Regions from separate parts of the Homo sapiens genome. Here region 1 is linked to region 2. Evidence: read pairs that join two places in POLR2A ChIA-PET (ENCODE). Cell type or tissue: MCF 10A. All regions are shown on one strand. Links, peaks and the distances in the headings refer to the core of each region. The heading gives the core; the rest is flanking DNA.

Region 1 (17,721 bases), core at 6,097-10,096, 68 kb after region 2:
ATGATTTAAATAAAAAATAGTGGCAAGGCACGGTGGCTCATGCCTGTAATCTTAGCACTTTGGGAGGCCGAGGCAGGCGGGTCACGAGGTCAGGAGTTCGAAACCAGCCTGGCCAACATGATGAAACCTCACCTCTACTAAAAATACAAAAATTAGCTAGGCGTGGTGGTGCACACCTGTAATCCCAGCTACTCGGGAGGCTGAGGCAGGAGAATTGCTTGAACCTGGAAGGCAGAGGTTGCAGTGAGCCAAGATTGTGCCACTACACTCCAGCCTGGGCGACAGAGCGAGACTCAGTCTCAAAAAAAGAAAAAAAAATAGTGATAATTCCAAATTCTGTCAATGGTGCAGACAAAATGGATCACTCACACACTGCTGATGGAAATAAAGAATGATACAGCTACTTTAGAAAACAATTTGACACTTTCTTATAAAACTAAACAGGCAGCTACCATGCAACTTGCATGTACACTTGAGATTGGTTCCTAAAAACATGAAAACTTATTTTCACAGAAAAATTTGTCCATGAATGGCTAAGGAGCTTTATTTATAAGTGCTCTAAACTAGAAACAGCATGGTTTTTCTTTGACAAGTGAATGGTTAACAAACTGTGACATATCCATACTGTGGAATATTACTCAGCAATAAAAAAAAATGAACTATTCATACATAAAACAGTTTGGATGAATTTCTAGGCTATTGTGATGAGTGAAAAAGCCAATCCCAAAAGGTTGTGTACTGTAAAATTCATTTATGTAACATTACTGATATAACAACATTTAAAAATAGAGACCAGACTAGTGGTTGCCAGTGGTTAGGTCGCTGAGGAGAGGGGAAGGAGGTAGAAGCGGCTATCAAAGGGATCCTTTTGGTGACAAAACTGTTCTGTATGTTGTTTGTATCAATGTCAATATACTGGATGAGATATTATGCTATAGTCACCAAGATGTTACCTTTTAAGAAAGCTGAGTAAAAAGTATGCATGATCTCGCTGTATTATTTTTTTACAACTGCGTAAGAATCTACAATTAATTCAGAACAAAATACATAATTTAAGAAAATATCTTGTCCTTTACTTTTCCACTAATTATTTTATTCTATGGCAAAAAACAGACCATTTTTAATATAGATGTATCCAAATGACATGGCTTTGTCCAGCATTGTGGCATTTTTTTTTCTTCAGGATTGTTAACAACAAGTGTATTGATTTAGCCTGAGAACACAAACGTGTGTAAGGTGTACCTTTTAAATTATTTTTAAGGGAAAATATCCCTAAAAAACAGTATCTACAGGTTATGTTAAGACAGAATGGCCAAAACTTCACAACTAAGCAAACAAAAACTATAAACTGTTGACAGCTGCCCTCTTCTTTACATCTCCATAAATGGGCAACAGCAAACTGGCTATCTGAATAGATGCTATTTTCTTTTGGTTTCTCAGAATAATGTCTTCTATTACCCACTAGTTGTAGGTTTTTCCCCTAAATTTAAATAAATCATGCCCCCTATGCTCCACCTCCTACTGATTTTTCAACTGGGGGTCACATGATACATCTTTATAGTTAACTAATGATTCTGAGCCATTTCTGCCCCTGCTGTGTCACTAGTTATATCTAAAAGCCAGAGTTCACATAAAATTATTAATGTCCTTTATTATATAGCAAGATAAATAAAACTTCTATTAAACAACAAAAAGAGGCAAGTTCTGTGGGGTTTTTTGTAATTTTATTTTTAATTTTATGTTTGTAAAATTACTCTAGCAGCAGTTTGTGGGATCCTTCAAGAAGGGACAGATGCTGAAACCCACTTAATAGATATTAACCCACTAGTTGGGATGCTAACATCATTGAAATTGTTAAGGAAAGGGGAATATTCTATCTTCTTTATTTTGACTATCCTCAGGGAATCTAACATTAAATAAAGCTTATTTAACAGATGTTGTCCAAACAGATAATTCTACGAAATCTATTACATTAAATGGATCACTTAAATTGCATTGGAGTTTACAAAGAGCAATCATGCCTTTACTTATTAATATTGCTCTCAGGAATGAAATCAGTATTAGAGTGCTCACCTGTATACATAAAGAAATATTCATGTTTTCCAAAAGGTGTTATGATATTACCACTATGCTTATCCCTAATTGTCACATTACATATTGAAAGTGTAGTTTATGTATATTTTATTTCAGATTTATAAATATGAAACATTACAGCATGACACTTTATAATTTTGTTGCAGCTTTTCCCAAAGAGGGCTTCCTGAACATTAATGCGCCCTATATATTTAACATTTTCTGAGATTAATTATGCATAGTTGATATTACTTATAATATTCATTTTATAAAACTCATATTGCAAAGCAACATATTAAATGCTATTAAAATGCTGCAAGAAAAGTATAAAAAATCATAAACACACTTCTCTAGCTGATTTGATTGTAATTTTTATTTCCATATTTTGTTTTAAGTCTCAGAGGACTCTCTTTGGAGGTCTTCCTTCTCCTATGGAATTCTCTTTGGAAAACTTTCACAGAGTAATCAAATTTTTATTTTTACACCAAGGAAGGACTAAGAAAGGCAATATTAAGCCCAGAAATTTTGTATGTATGTGCAAGAGTAGGTGCATGTGTGTATGCTACCCGCTCATCAAAAAGTTATTTATAAGATCTTTTTTCCTTACCACCCACATGTCTTCAGCAAGTCCCCAACTCCGCCTTGACAGTAAAACTATTTGATTTACAGAGAAATCTCCTACTTCTTCCATTACCACCCTGATTAAAGCTATTATTATTTCCTAGATTTTTTTAAAAAGCCACCTAACTCATCCCAATGTCTTTTCACTCTCCGAAAAGCGGCTAGAACATGAAAGGAGAAGAACCATCAGATTTTTCTGTTTAAAACTTTCTAATAGTTTCCAGTTACATTTAGAATGAAATTTATACTTTGCACAATGGTCAACAAGACTCTCTAAGACCTGAAACCTGAACCCACCATCTCTCTGGTATTACCTCCTGTCCGTCTCCCTCTCATTTAAGATACAAACTGACCTTTGTGTCATTACTCAAACTTGCAAGTTTTTTTTTGTTTTTTTTTCCATCTCAGATATTGTACTTGTTATTCCCTCTGCCTGGAACATTGTTCTTTCAATATTTACACGGTTAGTTACTTTCTTCTAAATACTTAACTGTCTATTCAAAATATTTTTAAATATATTTTAAAATAATATTAACACAGAAAATGTGTTGTGTTCATATATACCAGGTGGTATGCTTAAATATAACTTATTTTATTTAATCTTCACAAAATCTCCATGCATTGGGTACTGTTACTGTGCTCACTTTACTGATCAAAAAACTGAGACGTAAAGGTCATGTAACTCGTTCATGCTTACCCTAGACAGTGTCCAGAGCCAGGTTTTGAACTGAGAGTTAACAAACTTCGTAGTTTGACCTTATCGAAGTCTATGACAAATTCAGCTACTGCCAAATTAACTGTTAGACCTCCTGGATTTATGGTCGATTATCTCTGGTACTACCTCTGCTGCATCTACTTATAGCCTCATGTTTTAAGTGGGAGGGAATGGACAAACTAGGTAAATAAAAATGCAGCAACTGGACTGAGTAAAAGTGAATGCTGGCCGGGCGCGGTGACTCACACCTGTAATACCAGCACTTTGGGAGGCAGAGGTGGGAGGATCACGACGTCAGGAGATCGAGACCATCCTGGATGACACGGTGAAACCCTGTCTCTACCAAAAATTACAAAAAAATTAGCCGGGTGTGGTGGCATGCACCTGTAGTCCCAGCTACGTGGGAGGCTGAGGCAGGAGAATGGCTTGAACCCAGGGAGGCGGAGGTTGTGTGAGCTGAGATCGCGCCACTGCACTCCAGCTTGGGCAACAGAGTGAGACTCCATCTCAAAAAACAAAAAAAAGAAAAAGTAAATGCTAATAATGTTCTGACTTCCCTCAATCTTAACCAGCAGTAGTCAAAAATAAATTAGCTAGTTTATTTTCAATTTTGTATCATACTTTAACATCATTTGATAAAGTTTTAAAAATTTTCTGTTCTAACAGTCACAGTAATTCACCTTAATTCTTCTAAAAGAAAGTTGGTTGAGATACTCACTCTGAGACCTCTGTTGCAAAACAGTAAAAGAATTTTATATCATCACAGGCTCCCACCTGAAAGAGGAGACAGAATTCAGAGGCAGAAGTTTTTAGAAAAATATGTGAGAAAAAAAGAATTGTTTTGGAAGAGGCAGCAATATAAGTGGGGGTTTGCTTCAGGAAAAATTAAAAATCTTGACTTGGAATTCCTTTTAAAATTTGAGATGAAAATGTTGCTTCTGCTAGACTATTTTTTAGAGACTAGAATCTTCACTGTTAAATAGGACTAAGTATTTAAAACCATTCCTCATTTCAAATTCAGTTTGCTCGTCTATACATTTAACCTATGCACTCTACATTTATATTTTAGAAATTGACCACGTGAGTCCATTGCCTCTTTGACATGACAACCCTATGAACAATCGAAAACTGCTGTCTCCACTTATTCTTCACTAATGGCCCTTTTCTTTAGTAGGGCTTTTTCAAATTCAAAAAAAAAAATGAAGTTAGTTGGAGTTCGGCTTCAATTGTTAACAGTGTTTTGTTTACAAGCAGCTGAAAATAAACTAAGAGTACAAATGAGTCAAAGTATATCAAATATCCAGCAAAAAAAGGATTGTAACTTTCTCTAATTACTTGTTTCTTATTGCTCTATATTTTTATTTACAGTTTTCACAGTGAATTAAATTCTAGTACTATTACATTTGTGTAAATGTACCCTGATGTGGTATTTTCACATTGATCCTCAGTTCTTTAACTCCCAGCTCATATGATAAACACAGTCACAATTTTATAAATGTGAATGCAGCAGTAAGTCAACTGAAGACATAAAACGGGAAAGTCAAAGAAGGAAGAATTACCCTTTAAGAAGTTTGATATATTTTAATTACTTCCCCAAAGGGTACCCTCACCAACTTTACCCTTACCTTCCTTGAATATCATGTGGGTTCTTGCTCTCCATCCTCTTTTCTCAAAACTTTTTGAAATCCCCTAGTGACTTTTAGAAAAAGTCAGTATCCTTCACATGACTTGCAAGATTCCAGGTGGACTTCCAGATTCTAAGTAGTCTGACCTCTGCGATTTCCACAGCTCGATTTCATTCAACACTTTCTCTACCTCTCAGCATTCTGATCACACTGGCCTTTTTTCAGACCATTTACTGCATCAGGTTTCTTCCCAGTACAGCAGGTGCCACACCAGGTTCTATGTTCTACACTTGGAACAATCATTCCTGGACCCTCATCCTTTTTGATTTAGAAGACAACTCCTCATCCTTTAGATCTTAATCTAATCTAATCTAACCTAATCTGGCATTTCTTCCAGGAAGTTCTCTAAGATTATTATTTCCTACATAGTACAAATGTATTTATTTGTGTGATTACGTGATTCCTATTTTCCTCTTCCATGAGACCTAAACTCCATCAAAACAAGAACATAGTCTGTTTCACTGGCCATTTTCTCCCCAGCATATAAACCTTGCTTGACTCCTAATACTCAATAAATATTTCTTGGAAGAATAAAGGAATAAACAATCTGGATATTATGAACCTTGTTTTCTGGTTCTACTGTAACTTGACCCTTGATTATTTTGATAATCATAGTGACAGTTAATTGCCACATCTTTCATAGGAAAACAGGAAACATGTCAGCAATCATGAATTAGTATTCATGAAAATATCAGGATACTGGGATAATTTTTGACAGGTGTGCTAAGCAGAAACTTAGATACTTTCCAGTGTTTTCTTCTTTTTGGCAATCTGTTATGTGCCATTTTACTTCTATAGAGTTAGCGGAGCCATGAAGAATAACTTTCTTGATATGTACACACACGCACATATATAAGTCACATAGTCAATGATGTAAATGCTTCAATACTATATACCTCTAAATCAACTTCATCATTTATTTTTCCTTAGTCCTTAGCACTTGCCAAAAAGAACCAGATATGTGTGGGATTGTGCATATGATACAAATGAGTGGTAAGGGGAGTGAGGAAAATAGTAATAACCTACTTACTATATATTAGGAACACTTCCAATTGTTTCTAGTGTTGTCTATTTAATCCTCATGACTAACTTCTGATGTAAGATAAGCACAAACAAGAAAACTGACTTATGGAGAAATTAACAGACATATCCAAAGCCCACAGCTAGTTGTGGAGCAGCTAAGATCCAAGGGCTGGCATTTTAACTGGCTGATACTCTCTCCACCATGAGAAAGAAATCATCTTCCCTCAAACACAGCTGTCTACATTTACATGACTTTGCTATAATTTCAGGAGACTATTGTCCAAAGAACTTGAGTGTTCAATTTAGGAACTTCCTTGAAATCTTATCAGCTTTTCAGTAGACAACATTCACTGAGGTTTATGCCCTAAGACTATCTGAACCTCTTGCCCCAAAATGTTCACCTTGCTGTTTCACTCATCTTAAACCACTTAACTTATCCAATCCTACTCAAGCTCCTGCATTGAAAAATCCACTGTAAACCAAACTATTTATACTCCTTTAGAAAACGAATATTTCTCTTAAATGCTTGCTCTTTGTATTATCCTGTTATTCTGGGTTCAAGAATAAGTGTATAGTTCATGATTTAATCACTACTATGTAGTCGGGGGAAAAAGAAGCTTGGGGATGCATAATAGGTTAGTCCCTTGTCAGGGTTATATTCTCTTTTTTTTATAATCCTCAGACCTCCTGTTGGTATGCAGAGGTGCTTCAAATTAAAAATATCACTATTTGCAGTTTTATATGCCCTTGTTCTTAAATAGATGCATATATAATACTTTTCTAACCATATTTGAGCACATTCATCAACTCAGAAAATGAAAATGCTAAATATAAATTGTGCTAATATTGCTTCATTTTTGTAATGCAAACTTCTTTGCTTACAGTTAGATGTTTAAAAGCTCAGTTCTAGATGAATTTATGAATGGAAGGTGAAGTCATGTAGATTGGTAAAAATGATAGAACAATTTACAAAAAGCTAACATGGAGTTTTCAGGGTGTAGTAACACAGAAATAGAAATTAGAGTTATAAAATCTAATTTGTCTTATTTATTAGGCTGTTCTTGCATTGCTATAACAATCTGAGACTGGGTAATTTATAAAGAAAAGAGGATTAATTGGCTCATAGTTCTGCAGACTTTACAGGAAACACTGTACTGGCATCTGCTTGGCTTCTAGGGAGACTTCAGGAAGCTTACACTCATGGTGGAAGGTGAAGAGGGAGCAGGCACATTCCATGATGAAAGAAGCAAGTGAGCGGGGGTGGGGCAGGGGTGCCACACACCTTTAAACCACCAGATCTCATGTGAACTCAGAGTGAGAGCTCACTTATCACCAAGGGGACAGCAGCCCAAGCCGTTCCTAAGGGATCCACCCTCATGATCCAAACACCTTCCACCAAGCCCTACCTCCAACATTCAAGATGAGATTAGGCAGAGGCATACATTCAAACTACATCATCTTGGTACATACACTTTTTGTCTCTGTAACTCCATACCCTCTGTACTGCATGCTGTTTTGTGACATCCAGGTAATCCTTTAAGAATAAAGGACTTATTTCCTGGTTGCTAGGAATGCTACCATGCAACCATCCTTAGCTGTCAGTCTCTTTGGGGATCAATGCAGCTGAAAATAAAACTGCCTTCCCGCCTCTTTACATGACTAATCATGGTGGGGAGATATATACAAGTCTAATGCCCTTGGGATCTGACCTCTGAAGGGTTATGCCAGATCTAGAACCCGCTTCCCCTACATGATGTCTACTGAGAACTTCATTGCATCAGCTTGCATATCAACTTCTCTGCTGATCTTGCTTCTCTCTCCTCCCTTCTACAGATGTGGATCCCAAGTATACTTCCTTCTCTTTTTTTTTTTTTTTTTTGGTTTTTGTTTCGAGATGGAGTCTCACTGTCCCCCAGACTGGAGTGCAGTGGCGCAATCTCGGCACACTGCAACCTCCCTCTCCTGGGTTCAAGGGATTCTCCTGCCTCAGCCTCTCAAGTAGCTGGGATTACAGGTGCATGCCACCATGCCCAGCTGATTTTTGTATGTTTGCTAGAGATGGGGTTTCACCATGTTGGCCAGGCTGGTCTCAAACTCCTGACTTCAGGTGACCCACCTGCCTCAGCCTCCCAAAGTACCAGGAATACAGGCTTGAGCCACTGTGCCCAGCCTATACTTCTTAATAAATGCCATGCATACAAATCTTCATGTCAGAGTCCTGAGAAATTCCAATTTTGATATCCTTAATTCCTCTACCTGTGAAATTGGGATAAAAATAATATTACTTATTTAACAGAGTTTTGTTTTTCAAATGAAAAAGTAAAAATATTTTTGAAAGTGAAAATGTCATTGAAAATTAAAATTATGGCCATTTTTATAATTAGTTTTACCTAGGTGTTTTTTCCTAAACCAACAGATCTCATAAATCCTTACTCAATTTAATAGAAATCCAATAGCTATGTTAATGAAAAAATAAATAGCTACCGTCACCTATGAATGACACTTCACATCAACATTTATGTGCCTATGTGAACACTCAAATATCCTTAGGGTGTGTAAAGTACAGTGTTTCCTCTACTAATGAGTTTGTTCTCAAAACACAGTGAGTATTTATTTTGCATCATTTTGCAACACATAGGACATATCTTGCCATAGGCTATTTGACACAGTTTCAGCACCACAGAATTAAAATCACAGTTTTAAGGCATAGCTAGCATGTTATCTTTGGGGAACTTTTATCCCCTTTGCTTTTTTAATAAACTGTCTGAGATGTAGCCCAAAACTCCCTAGCTAGGTTTGGTTGTCTGCCTCTTAAGCCAATTCAGTCCTTTCAGCAATGTTCCCTGGAGTCCTTTTCCTGATGCCTGCTGGGCTCTGGAGGATACGTATCAAGGAAAGAACACATTTTTGTGTGTGTATCCTCCTGGCTAAAATACTCAACCTTAAAAATATACATCTCAGATCTCCAAGTAAACCATTTAGAAGGTCATCTAAGAACTTGCTCTTCTGTGTTTGTGTTCAAGTCATGAACAAAAACTTTAAAACTAAAAAAATGTGTGGTTCAATTAATCTCTATTTGTTGTTATGGTCATTAATTAATACCCATTTGCTTCTGCTTAATAATGAAGAAATGATAATGAAGAACTGAAAAAGAAATATTCCTAGATCTTCAATTACTGCAAAACGAACCTTTAAAAGTTTAGATATATCTTGTGAAATTAAAGCCTGGCACTTAAGAGCATCTCTAAAATTGATTTTTATAAAAAGTAGGCCTTCCAAAATCCCGACAATATCCCTGTTAGTGAGCTGCTCTCAGGCCAGAAACAAACACACACAGATAAAAACACAATTTGAACATGAAAAAAAATGGAAAGGTTCTTTTAAATGTTGTTTTAGATGAGCATATAGGTCATATGAATGCACTGTTTTTCAGATACCAGGGCAGTGCTTCTGAACCACTATAGAAAGATTCTGTGCTCTAAGTGCTTCTGAACCACTATAGAAGGATTTTGTGCTCTAAGTGCTTCTGAACCACTATAGAAAGATTCTGTGCTCCCTCTTCCTCTCAGCTGTGAACCCTCATTCAAACCACGTGAGTATCTCTATATCCTTGGCACCTGCAGCAGCAACCAACACATCCATATTAGTCTGTCTAAACTGTACCAGTCTATAGAAAAAAACTTTATGAAAAACATGTTAAAAGGTAAAGTTCTGTACTATGTTAAAAATATTATACGGTTAAAATAAAATGATGTTCAATTAAGAACAATATTAACATAAAGCATCAGTTTAAAATGTTAAACAAGTAAGAGTTGATAGATAACCAACCTATAGTCAATTGCTAGCTCTGGAAGATGTGATTATAGTTGGATAAATTTGACAATAGCAATATTAACAATATGCAATAACATATAATGATACTTTATTTTGTATGAATATGTAATTATAATGAAGATATTACTATTTTGACTTACTATTTGATATACTATTTATTTTAAAGTATAAAAAGAGCTTTGAAATAGTTCATTTTGGTTTCCCTACAATGAGCAGTGTCCCTACGATCAAATGGATGGATAAACAGATTCCATGAGAAAAATAATTAAAGATGGACAATACAATATATTTTTAGGCCATATCAAATCTCTCAGTAATGCACAAGTATTAAAACGGAGTAGGCAGAAGAGTTTGCCAGCTGATGGCCTGCAGAGTGTGATCTGATTGGACAAATTTCAGCCTGATGATAGGGACAGGAGGCAGAGAAATTCTAGGCAGAAAAGGGCAGCCTCCCCAACAAAACCCCACCCTCAAGCTTGATACCACATCCCAAAGTGAGAACTTACATCCCTGTTTTCCCATTTGAATGTTGCCTTTTCCAAAACAACCCATGGCCCACCCCACTCCCCATCACCAGACTCAGCTGGCACAGAGTAGAAGCAGTGGGACACTGGAGACTACAGCTGGACATCATAGGGAAGTGGCTTGACTTTAGAGGGACAGCCTGATGGTGTAACTTTGGAGAAGAATCTGGCCAGAGACAGCTGGACTTCAGGGTAAGACTACCTTCCAGCCCCATACCCTTTCCAGCTCCCCTTCCCACTGACAGCCACTTTCATCAGCAATAAAATCCCCTACATTTACCATCCTTCAATTCATTCATGCAACCTCATTTCTCCTGGACACCAGACAAGAGCTCAGGTGTCACAAGTGCAGATGCAAAAGTCTGTTCCACTGACCCTTTGCCCTGGCTGGGGGAAGGTAGCCACCTCATGGGAAAAGGCAGACGGTCCACTGAGCTGTTAACACTTAAGCCCTCCACAATGGCAGAGCTAAAAGATTATTGTAACACTCTCTCTGGGGCTTCAGAGGTCACAGGCACCTCCTCTAGAAGCTGCCGTGGGGCCAGCACAGAGTTGGTTCCTGCTGGTGCCCAAAAGTGCTTGCCCTAGCTTCTGCATCTGTTCACCCTTGTGCTGTCTCCCATAGTGGGTGGAATGTAGTCAGTTTGAATGAGTGGAGTTCACTCTTACAGGCGAAGGAGTGGCCAGCTGATTCTGGCCTTCACACACTCCAGTTTCCACCTTGTTCGTTCATGCACCACCTCCCACAAAGAGTTGAGAGCTGCGGACTGAGTAAGCCAGGCACCCCTGTTGTGAGTCCCACGAGAGGGTCAGGGAAATATCCTGCTTCACTGATACAGCAGGATTAAAGTGACTGACAAACTGATTAGGCATTTCCCAGAACAAGTTAGTCAGGAATCACACAGAAAATTTTGCTTCTCTTGTTTACGATGGCAAGCTGTTTCTCAGATCTGAGTTGCAGAGTGTAAGAGAATTTTAGCTCAATGAAGTGACAAATTTTGGCACAGTTTACATCAAGAGAAACTTGAGAGAAAATTTTAAATTTTAAACAAATGCCTTGGATAATAAATGGTAAAGGATGTAAGTACTTATATTAAAAGCATTCTATAAAATATTGCAGAAACCCATTTTAATCACATTAATCAATTTGTCATTTTAGATGGCAGATTTGGGTGAAAATTCAATTGGTATCTTTTCTTTCTGTAAGAAAAGCTGACATTTGAATCTAGAATGAAACATATGGAAAAACTGATTATGTAGTAGGGTAAATGCAAAAGGGTGTGAAAGGAAAATAAATCTCAGGACCTCAAAATCACTAAGCTAAGGGAAAGATCAAGCTGGGAACTATGTCAGGCAAGTCTACCTCCCATTTTATTCCTAAATAAGATAGCTACAAAGATAAAAAAGCTACATACTTCCCTTATAATTTACCCACAAGAAAATTCTTTGTTGGTCTGAAGATCTTTACCCTAAAATAGTTTTTTTGAATTTCACCCTAGCAATGTAAACTGATAGCTTATCTTCACAGATGCCAAAATCTTCCCTCCCCTCACCTGAGAAAAATGCATATCTGATTTCTTCTTCTGCCCTATCATTTATGCAAAAATGCAGATTCACTGAGCCAAACTAAATTGTGTATTTAGTGAAGGTTGATCAATGACTCAAAAGAAAATGCAACCTTTTGTGTCTTATCTACCTATGATCTGGAAGCTCCCTGCAACTCCTTACAGCTTGCTCTTATACATTTTAAGGAGACATGAGACTAGACATCAATCCATATGTATAAGATGTACATTCATGTCTCATGTCTCCCTAAAATGTATAAGGGTAAGCTGTACCCTGACCACGTTCGGCACATATCATCAGAACCTCCTGAGGTCCTTAAGGTGTGTCCTTAACCTTGCCAAAATAAACTGTCTCAGTTGATTGAGATATGTCTCAGACACTTTTGAATTCACAAGGGTTAAAGATAATGAGATGACTTGTTCCTCTGCTTCTCTCACTAGGCTCTGTGACATTGGTAAAGTCAAAATAATTGCCTACATTCCCTTCTCCCCTCTCCCTATGAAGAAGGGTACATATAAACAATTGCACCTCATTGGACTATTGAGTAGTCACATGCTTATGACTTGCCCAAGTGCACATTCACTCAATTTTATACGCCTTTTTCCTATTAATATACCTTTTGTCAGTTCAAATTCAGTGAAACTTCAGAGGGAAAGAAACAGCTTCTCCTCTTTGACCCTATGCTATTCAAGACTATATTAACTTGAGGAGAAAAAGAGAGGGAACTTGATCAAGGACTTATCTACTGGACCTTTAAAATTACTAATAAATTTTAGTTTTTAACCTGTTTGGCCAATCAGTATTTTTATACTATTGTTGTTGAAGTTGTATATGCTGTCCTAATTTATGTAAGGTATGTTTCATCAAAAACAATAACAGAAAACTTAGACTGCATTTGTCATCTAAAGTAATCAGATTTGGTCTGATAGTTTACCAAAAAATATAATTTAAATCTCTGAATTGGTTTTACACTTGAACATTAAGTTATCCTTTTGTTTTTTGGGGAAAAATGGTTATCTTGCAGATACAAGTCATTCTTAGGAACTCGGTCATGAAATTCTGCTGTCAGAGGTTCTGAACAGTGAGAAATATATTTTAAGAATTTCCAAAATGAATACCACTCGTGGATTACTCTCATTTGTAGTGCCAGAAAGGAAGTAATTCCTTTCTTTCCCATTATGAAAGGTCACACTCTACATGCCTATAACAAATGACAGGTTAATGACAGAAAAGCATAACAAATTTGTTATGTGCCCAAATGTGCACAGAAGTCATGCGAAATATAAAAGTCAAAAAAAAAAAAAAAAGATGGTTGATGTTTAAATGCCCTCTTCATTGAGGAGAGAGGAGATGGAGGTGCAGGAGTAAATTATTTTCAGGGAAATGAATGAGCCCAAAGAACAATTGCTGCCTGGGCCCAAGTTTCTCTGAGTTCTGGGGTGCATGGCAGGAAGGTGAGGAACTGAACTTTGCTGTAAACAAAGGTTGTCTTATTACCAGATGACGATTTCCACGTAATCTCTCAGACCTACCCTCAGAAGAAAAGATGATAGCACATGGTAAGAATGTCTCTGTAAGACCTTTAAAAGTGTCAGATTTTAGTCTCCTTTTCCTATGAGTTAATATTTCCTAGCTCTGGATAAAGAGGGACTCCAGAGAAAGCCTGTTTGCGTCTACTATTTACTTCATTTCACTAATGTAGATTTCCTCTACAGATGTGAATCTCCCTCACAGAAGGTAGGTCTTCAAGGCTATTCTTCCAGTGGCAACGCCTCTGAATAGCCATCTCAAAATATGCCAAAGAAGTATAGTTGAGGGGTGAAATATTCTGGTTATTTTCATCCTATTTTCCATTGTGATAACTGCAGAGAAAAATTGCATTAACTTTGGGCATCACCATACATATTGTGGTGTATTTCTTTTTTTTTTTTTTATTTTTTTATTTTTTTTTGAGACGGAGTCTCCCTCTGTCGCCCAGGTTGGAGTGCAGTGGCACGATCTTGGCTTACTGCAACCTCCACCTCCCGGGTTCATGCCATTCTCCTGCCTCAGCCTCCCAGGTAGCTGGGACTACAGGCGCCTGCCACCACACCCGATTAATTGTTTGTGTTTTTAGTAGATACGGAGTTTCACCGTGTTAGCCAGGATGGTCTCGATCTCCTGACTTCATGATCCACCCACCTCGGCCTCCCAAAGTGCTGGGATTACAAGCGTGAGACACCGTTGCCTGGCTGGTGTATTTCTGTTTCTTTTGCTTCACCTCCTCCTCTTTCTCTTCCAGACACTGCTTTTAAAATCAAAGTAACTCTACTGTAGGTAAAAATTACCACAAACTCTGAATAATTATTTCATGGTTATTATCACAGAATATTTTCATTTCAGCTTTTGTTTAGGCTGAAGGTATTTCTTCTCCAAAATCACCTGAAGAAGGAAGAATCCTCAACTGGCAAATAATTCCTGAAAGAGTTTACTTAAAACTGCACTATAATTATCATAAGTTACCTAAAATACTGGCAGCAAGTAAAATTCTGTGGAAAAACATAACACAAGTACGACTACAGAATCTTCATAGAAAACTTCTAGTATTAATATATAATACATATTTTTATACATATGTATATTTTTTTGAGACAGTCTCGCTCTGTTGCCCAGGCTGGGGTGCAGTGGTACGATCTCAGCTTACTGCAACCTCTGCCTCCTGGGTTCAAGTGATTCTCCTGCCTCAGCCTCCCAAGTAGCTGGGACTACAGGCATGTGCCACAATGCCCGGCTAATTTTTTGTATTTTTAGTACAGACGGGGTTTCACCGTGTTAGCCAGGATGGTCTCTATCTCTTGACCTTGTGATCCACCCACCTCGGCCTCCAAAAGTGCTGGGATTACAGGCGTTAGCCACCGCATCTAGCCTATATTCTTTAAATAACTCAACTTCCTAAAACATATGACATGATTGGTTAAAAATAAATAAGACAAAAACAAACAAACAAAAAAACCAAAACAAGCAGTCAAAAATAAAATAGAAAACCCAGAATATAGGCTGACCTATATAGTCTTTATGTGGTTCAAGAACAAACAGAACCTGGGCAAGAACTGCAGTCTTTTCCATTTAAGCTAATCATCCAGCAAAGCCAAGAACCACCTGGGAGTAAGTAAGTTGTCCCTCCCTTAGGTGGTTTTGGTTGATTGGCAAAGCATTAAAAAATATATGGCAATGTGTGTTATTTTTCTCCTTTCTCTTCTCTATGCTTCTTTTCTTCTCATCTCTTTATCTTTATGGGGGAAAAAAAAAAGAGTCATTAGTTTCATCCTTTGAACTTCCCTGGGCCCCTCTCCAACTGCTATATTTAAGTAAAACAAATTTTAATTGTTAATTTTCCCAGTCACTCACATTCTATTCATACATCAGCTAGAAACAATTGATAAGTTTCTAGTTTCTATGACTATGTCAGATAATGTCTATCAAGTACACAACACAATCTCTGGCAAGTTGGAGGTGCCCAGTCACCATTAATCTTTTATTTCACACTTTAATAATCATTCTTTTTGCATTCAATCCAATAGTTTGCATAGGTCTCAGGAATTTTATCTAGGAATTCATCAGCCCCTAAAAAACTCTAAGGATACCTGGGTAGGGTTTCTAGTCATTGTTTATTATTTTTTCTTATAAATAGAACTCCTATAAAATTCTCTATCATTTGTTGGGGCAGGATATATAATTATTTGGATAAAGAAAAAATTACAATTAAAATGGGTCATTGCTACACACAAATCATTGAATGTGCATAAGTGTGGACAGAACCTCAAGACTGAGCCTCCTGACCTATATCTTTTCACAAGCACTCTAAAAGCATAACAATAATAAAGTGGAAAGCATACATTATCTTTTTGAATTTGCTTTGCTTAGCATTATGTTGGTGCTGGATTTATATCTCCCTGTTATTTCAAGGGATTGAACCAAAGTCAATGTTGGGTGGCTCTGTGAATTTGCATTGACTACTCGAGCTATTTAACTTGGTATCACTTTCCTAACAATACACAACAGCCACAGCAGGAAACCATCCCTGAAGAAAAATCTAGCAATGCTGGAAAAAATATTCTAGTTTGGAGACTTGTGTTCCCATTTCACAAATGCTGTAGTTAGTCACATGGATCACATAATGAAAAGCTTGCAACAACCATTTGAGGTCTGCGCTGGTCATTAGCTAAGTGAGGGAAGTCTCCATAAGCCTGCATGAGTAATTTGTAAGTGAGACAGTACCAAATGATATGTCTACCCTATAGCTTTTTTTTTTTTTTTTTTTCCAAATGGTTGGAAATCCCTTGGTATAGGCATCAGTTTGGAGGTAAATGTGGAATTTTACTTAAACTATGTATAGTGAGGGATTGACCCTTTAGGTGTCAGACTTGGCAGCTGAGCTACATGGAAAATACATAAGTAGGAAAAGAAACCCAAACACTAGAGAGAGGTGAATGCCAATGTATCATTCATATCTGTGGCAGTCCCTATTGTGTATTCTGTATCAAGTAATCATTGTATAGTACTTAATACTTGGTGCACTAGCATATGTGCTGTTGCCATGTAATTCCCTACTATCAAAACCTTGACAGGGATCAAAGCTGATTCTCAGTTTGTATATGAAGCTGCTAAGCATTGTAACAAAGCTTTGAAATCTAACCTTTGAAACAAATGATAAAACTAGAAATAAGAAAACTTCAAATGAAATTTCAGAACAGACCACTACCTTCTAAATGTTAATCACACTGACTTCCAAGTATAGGTATTCAATAAATATTTGTTGAAATAAGCGGAATTCCAAAACAAACAGTTCTGCTGTTATTATTCAGTCAGAATTACTTAGGCTTATTCCCAAGGATAATAAAAGGGAGTACGTTAAAATTTTTCCTATACAGATGAGAATCATATGAGTAATTTAACTTTTAACAAGCTGAGAACCTGTTAGTTTGGAAGCAGCAACCTATTCTAAGTATAGAATGTGGAGCTAATCCTCAATTTAAATTCTGTTCTCGTTAATTTCTTTTTAATCTTAATGATACTGATGATGAAAATAACAGCAGACTTGTATGATTAATTAAAAGATTTAATGGTTAAAAATATGCTAAATAGAGGAATATGCAGGTAAGTATTTCTGAACATTTGCTGTTGAGGAAAGATTGGGGCAGAGTGTCTACAGACTACAAGATTCTTTCCTTTTCAGATGCAGGATCTGAAATTGACCACAAAGAAGAATCCCAACCACTTCACTTATAACCCACTGCCTCTCTCAGAATCAGACAAATATATTTCAATCAACTGCAGACAAAGGGAATCTGGAAATCAATACAGGTTGTAGAATATTATTTAGAAGATAGTGCAATAAATTGGATTCTACCAAAAAAAAAAAAAAAAAGATTTAAAGCCAAACATTTGGTGCTTATAAATTGTGCAATTTTTACAGATTAATTAGTTCTCTAAGAGTTAGTTTCTTTGTCTGGAATATTATTTGTTATTGGAAACAAACTAAACAATTGATAAAGAAGCTAGCACAGTACCTAGCACATTGTTTACACAGTTGCAAGTTACCACCCTTCTCTGCCTTCCGACCTCTCATGAGTATTTTTGTCTTCCCATTCGCAGTCATCTCCAATTATTTGACTATCCATGCAAAATGGCCATACTTTTA
Region 2 (4,000 bases), core at 1-4,000:
ATTACAGGCGTGAGCCACCGTGCCCAGCCTCCAGCCAGAGTTTAATATGCATTGTGGTGCAGCAGAAAGGACAGTGAGTTTGTTCTTCTACTTTCCTTACCACATTTTTTTTCTGCATTAGAGACTTGGACAACTTAGAGAAGGCCTCCCCAAATCAGTCATCCAGTAGGAAGAAAAGATTCAATAATGAGGTAAACTTTTCCAGTGTTTTTCACGAGCCTTCCCCATCTGGGTCTTAGATTGACAGAACTGAATCTCCAGGAACTAGCACTCTCATGTGGCTCACATGGGCCTCCACCCCTCTCAGGTTTGCACCCCAGACATGTGGTTACTGGACAGTTCAAGAACTTGAAACTCTCTGACAATACTCTATTTAGTCTTAATGCAGAGCAAAGTCACATGCCCCTGCCTGTATCTGATCCCTGTGTAAGACGCCAGATTCAACTGAACCTGACAAAACGAACATTTTTCATTCATCCACACATTCACCAACTTTGAATGTTAAATGCCTATAACCATTTTCTGGGCCCTTTCCTGGGCTCACTGTCTTCAAAGCCATGGCTTTGTTCATTCATTGTCTCTATGTTCTATGTTTCCTTGTTGTGTTAAACCCAGACAAGTCAGCTCCGGGTTCATATACCTAAATGACCACTTGAGATCTCCATTTGAGTTTCTCACCAACGTCTCAAGCTCAACACGACTCAAAACTGCTTTCCTCCAGTGTATCCTTGCTCAGTACTAAGCACTATTGCCCATACAACTGTTTAGTCCAATATTCTAGGCCATCCTTATTTCCTTTCTTTTCCTCATCTCATACACAATCTATTACTGGTTTCTATTGTTTATGCTTCCCTTATATTGCCTAAGTAAGTACAATTCATTCTTGTCTCATTTAAAAGCTACCACTGAAATTATTTCCTTCAAAAATATGCCAGGGTTTACTCTTTTATTTCTTAAATTTATTTCACATATTATTTTCAATACATTGCTTTTATAAAATGCAAGTCATAAGCTTCAAATTTATGCTATAAATTCTTTATTTTCTTCCCACTTCCCATGGAAACATGATCCAAAATGCTTAATATGGCCTACAATGACCTCCATGATCTGGCTTTGCCTAATGCTTCAGTCTCATTTCTTAACACTGCCCCCTGCAGTCTCTCAGCTTTAGTCATAATGCATAAAAATGCCAATTCATGTGCCCGAAATGTTCCCCACTCCCATCACCTAGGTTACCAGCATGCATTCTTCAGGGGTCACTGTAAACATCATCTCCTTAGAGAAGTCATGCTGATTTCCTCTTACATGCATTTCCACCAAGCTTTTAGGGCTTGAAAAATTTTTTAAACTTGTAATAATTGAGCATAATATAATTTCTCTTAATGCTTACCTTTTCCTTTTTACTACAAGTACCATGAAGGCAAGAAATCATGCCAAGCATGGTCATTTCTGTGTCCCAAAATATCTGTCACAATGCCTAATATATAGTAAAGACTCATTCAATATTTGATAAGTGAGCGAACAAAAATAATCATTATTATGGCCAAGTTTGTGGTCCCCAAGCTGCTGTTTCAATTTTAAGAAGCCCATTCAAAATTCTTAGCTGCCAAGAGAAAACTTGAGTAATGTCTCTTTGCAAATCATTATACTCTTTCATTTCTCTCTGTGTTTAAAAGCTATTTCTTTATCCTAGAAAAAAATGTCATTAGCAGTTCTGTAAATATCAGCTAAGAAAAAAGAAAATAATGTATCAAGAAAGTAAATTGAGGAAGATAAACAAATCAAACATATCATGGAAAGAAAAAAGTATAAATTGTGATTTAAGAAAATGTATTGAAATTTGAATCTATGAAAAGTCTAAAAGAATAAATTTTCTATTGGAACAATAACGGAAATAACATCAGATTTATAATTTTTTAAAAAAAGCAGTTAAAACCAGGCTCTTCTTGACTGGAGGGAGAAAATAAGAGGCTGGTAAATAAACCTGAAGAGGTAACTTAGAAAGGTTTGTGTAATAGGAATGAAAATGATTTTTCACATGTCACAAGAAAGAAACATCCATTGGAATCCACTCTGAGGGTAATGAGCAGCTCGATTGGAATGTGAGCGGGAGGATGAGATGTCACAGAGCAACACTGAGAAGTACGGGCAGGCCTGGCCAGACAAATGCAGTGTTAAAAATCACACAGTGGCAGAGCTGATAAAAACACATGTGTTTTCTCTCCTAGTACGTAAGACAGTAAATGCTGCCATTTAACTTCAAGTCTTACACTTGAAAACCCTGATATTGCAGATGTAACATAAATTAAGAGAAAAGGATGTGACTTTATTGGTTAAAAAAAAAGCAAATGCAAATTTAGAAAGCTCAGCATGTAGAAAATTGAAAACAGAGAAGGAAATTGTTTCTAGATAGTATTCTAATTCACAAGGTTTAATTTTCAACTGATAAAATATAGCACAGCCTTGACCCTGAAACATTTGATTTAACAAGCAAAGTGCTTTGGAGGAAAGCAATGTATTTTCATAGCTCTCATAGGGAGCAAGGCGATTAGCTCAGTTAGGTAAAATGTTATTGGTATTAATTAGTTTTTAATATTTCTCTTTATCACTAGGCTTTCTGAATGTTTTTAATTTGGCTCCCTAACTTTAAACCCTTTAATAACCTCTCACTGTGCAGGTGCAAAGCCCTGCCACGATCGGCTGATCTGCCTTCTACCTCCTGCTCTCTTTTTTCACCACTCCTGCCCTACCCCTCTGCTTCCTCCTCACTGTTCTCGGAGCTGTCTCTTGAACATATCAAGTATACTTTTATATCAGGGCTTTTCTCCTTATTCCCTCTAACATGGAGACTCTTCATATTTTCTGCACCACGGACCCTTCCTGGAAGGAGGTAAAGCAGATAGAGGTTTCTCAGAAAGATGTTTCATAATGCATACAAAATTCACAGAATTACAAATGTAATCAATTCTATTGAAACAAAAGTATCAAAAAGATTTTAAAGCAAATTTTTATAGTAACATATATGCTTTTTAATTAATTCATCAAACTGAGATCTAGCAGCACATCTAAGAATAATCATAATGCCAAAATAGAGATGACAGTAAATGATATTTCAGGGTATCTTAACACTGTTATATAAAATACAATATCTGTAAATTAAGTACCAACATTACAGGTGCTGCTAGGACTCTTGTGGATTACTGATAAAATTCAAAATTGAAGGGAACACTAAATTTCACATACAGGTTATTGGGAGGAATATTTCCATATTTTTTTCCAAATCAAGTTCATAGGCTACCTGAATTCTAGGAGGGAGGCCAGACTGAAAACTCCTGCTTAATGAATCATCATTTTCCAAGATATCTATGTTACTCAGTTTTCACATTCTTCAATTATCTACCTACGTGTCTCTTTATAATAAGGTTTTCTCTGAGCATCCTAGTAAAATAGCACCCCTTTGTTTGCAATTTTTTTTTCTTTTAGATGGAGTGTCTCTCTGTCACCCAGGCTGCAGTGCAGTGGCACGATCACAGCTCACTGCAACCTCCACCTCCTGTCCTGGGTTCAAGCGAGTCTCCTGCCTCAGCCTCTGGAGTAGCTGGGACTACAGGTGTGTGCCACCATGCCCAGCTAATTTTTTGTATTTTTAGTAGAGACAGGGTTTCGCCATATTAGCCAGATGGTCTTCATCTCCTGACCTCGTGATCCGCCTGCCTTGGCCTCCCAAAGTGCTGGGATTACAGACGTGAGCCACCGCGCCCGGCCATGTTTGCGATTTTATATCCTCATTATTTTATTTTTCTCCATAACCCTTATTGACCTACCATATATTTACTCACTTACATATTTCCTGTCTCCCTAATGTCGTTTAAGTGCAAGAGTGTTTTTTTTTCTTTCAATCACTGCCATATTTCCAGCACCTAGAAAAGTGCTTGGCACACAGTAACAGTAAGCCATCAATAGATATTTGTCCAATGCCTTGGATGAATATGATTGTTTA

The links. ChIA-PET counts read pairs that join two places held together with the same protein. Peaks named below come from ENCODE experiments on the same cell type or tissue, not always from the same donor. Only the 100,000 strongest peaks of a DNase experiment are listed, where the experiment ranks them.
Region 1: POLR2A ChIA-PET joins it to region 2 with 5 read pairs; 2 of 35 experiments call an interaction of 5 or more read pairs at or near these places.

The regions. Positions count from the first base shown.
Region 1 is chr4:125,657,812-125,675,532 of GRCh38, reverse strand. No RefSeq gene overlaps it. Among named protein-coding and RNA genes, the nearest start is that of MIR2054, 160 kb to the right of the region's middle. In MCF 10A, for the core only: no CTCF peak of the experiment used is centred there; no DNase peak of the experiment used is centred there.
Region 2 is chr4:125,733,443-125,737,442 of GRCh38, reverse strand. No RefSeq gene overlaps it. Among named protein-coding and RNA genes, the nearest start is that of MIR2054, 230 kb to the right of the region's middle. RefSeq lists a silencer at 1,955-2,249. In MCF 10A, for the core only: no CTCF peak of the experiment used is centred there; a DNase peak (open chromatin) is centred at 2,102.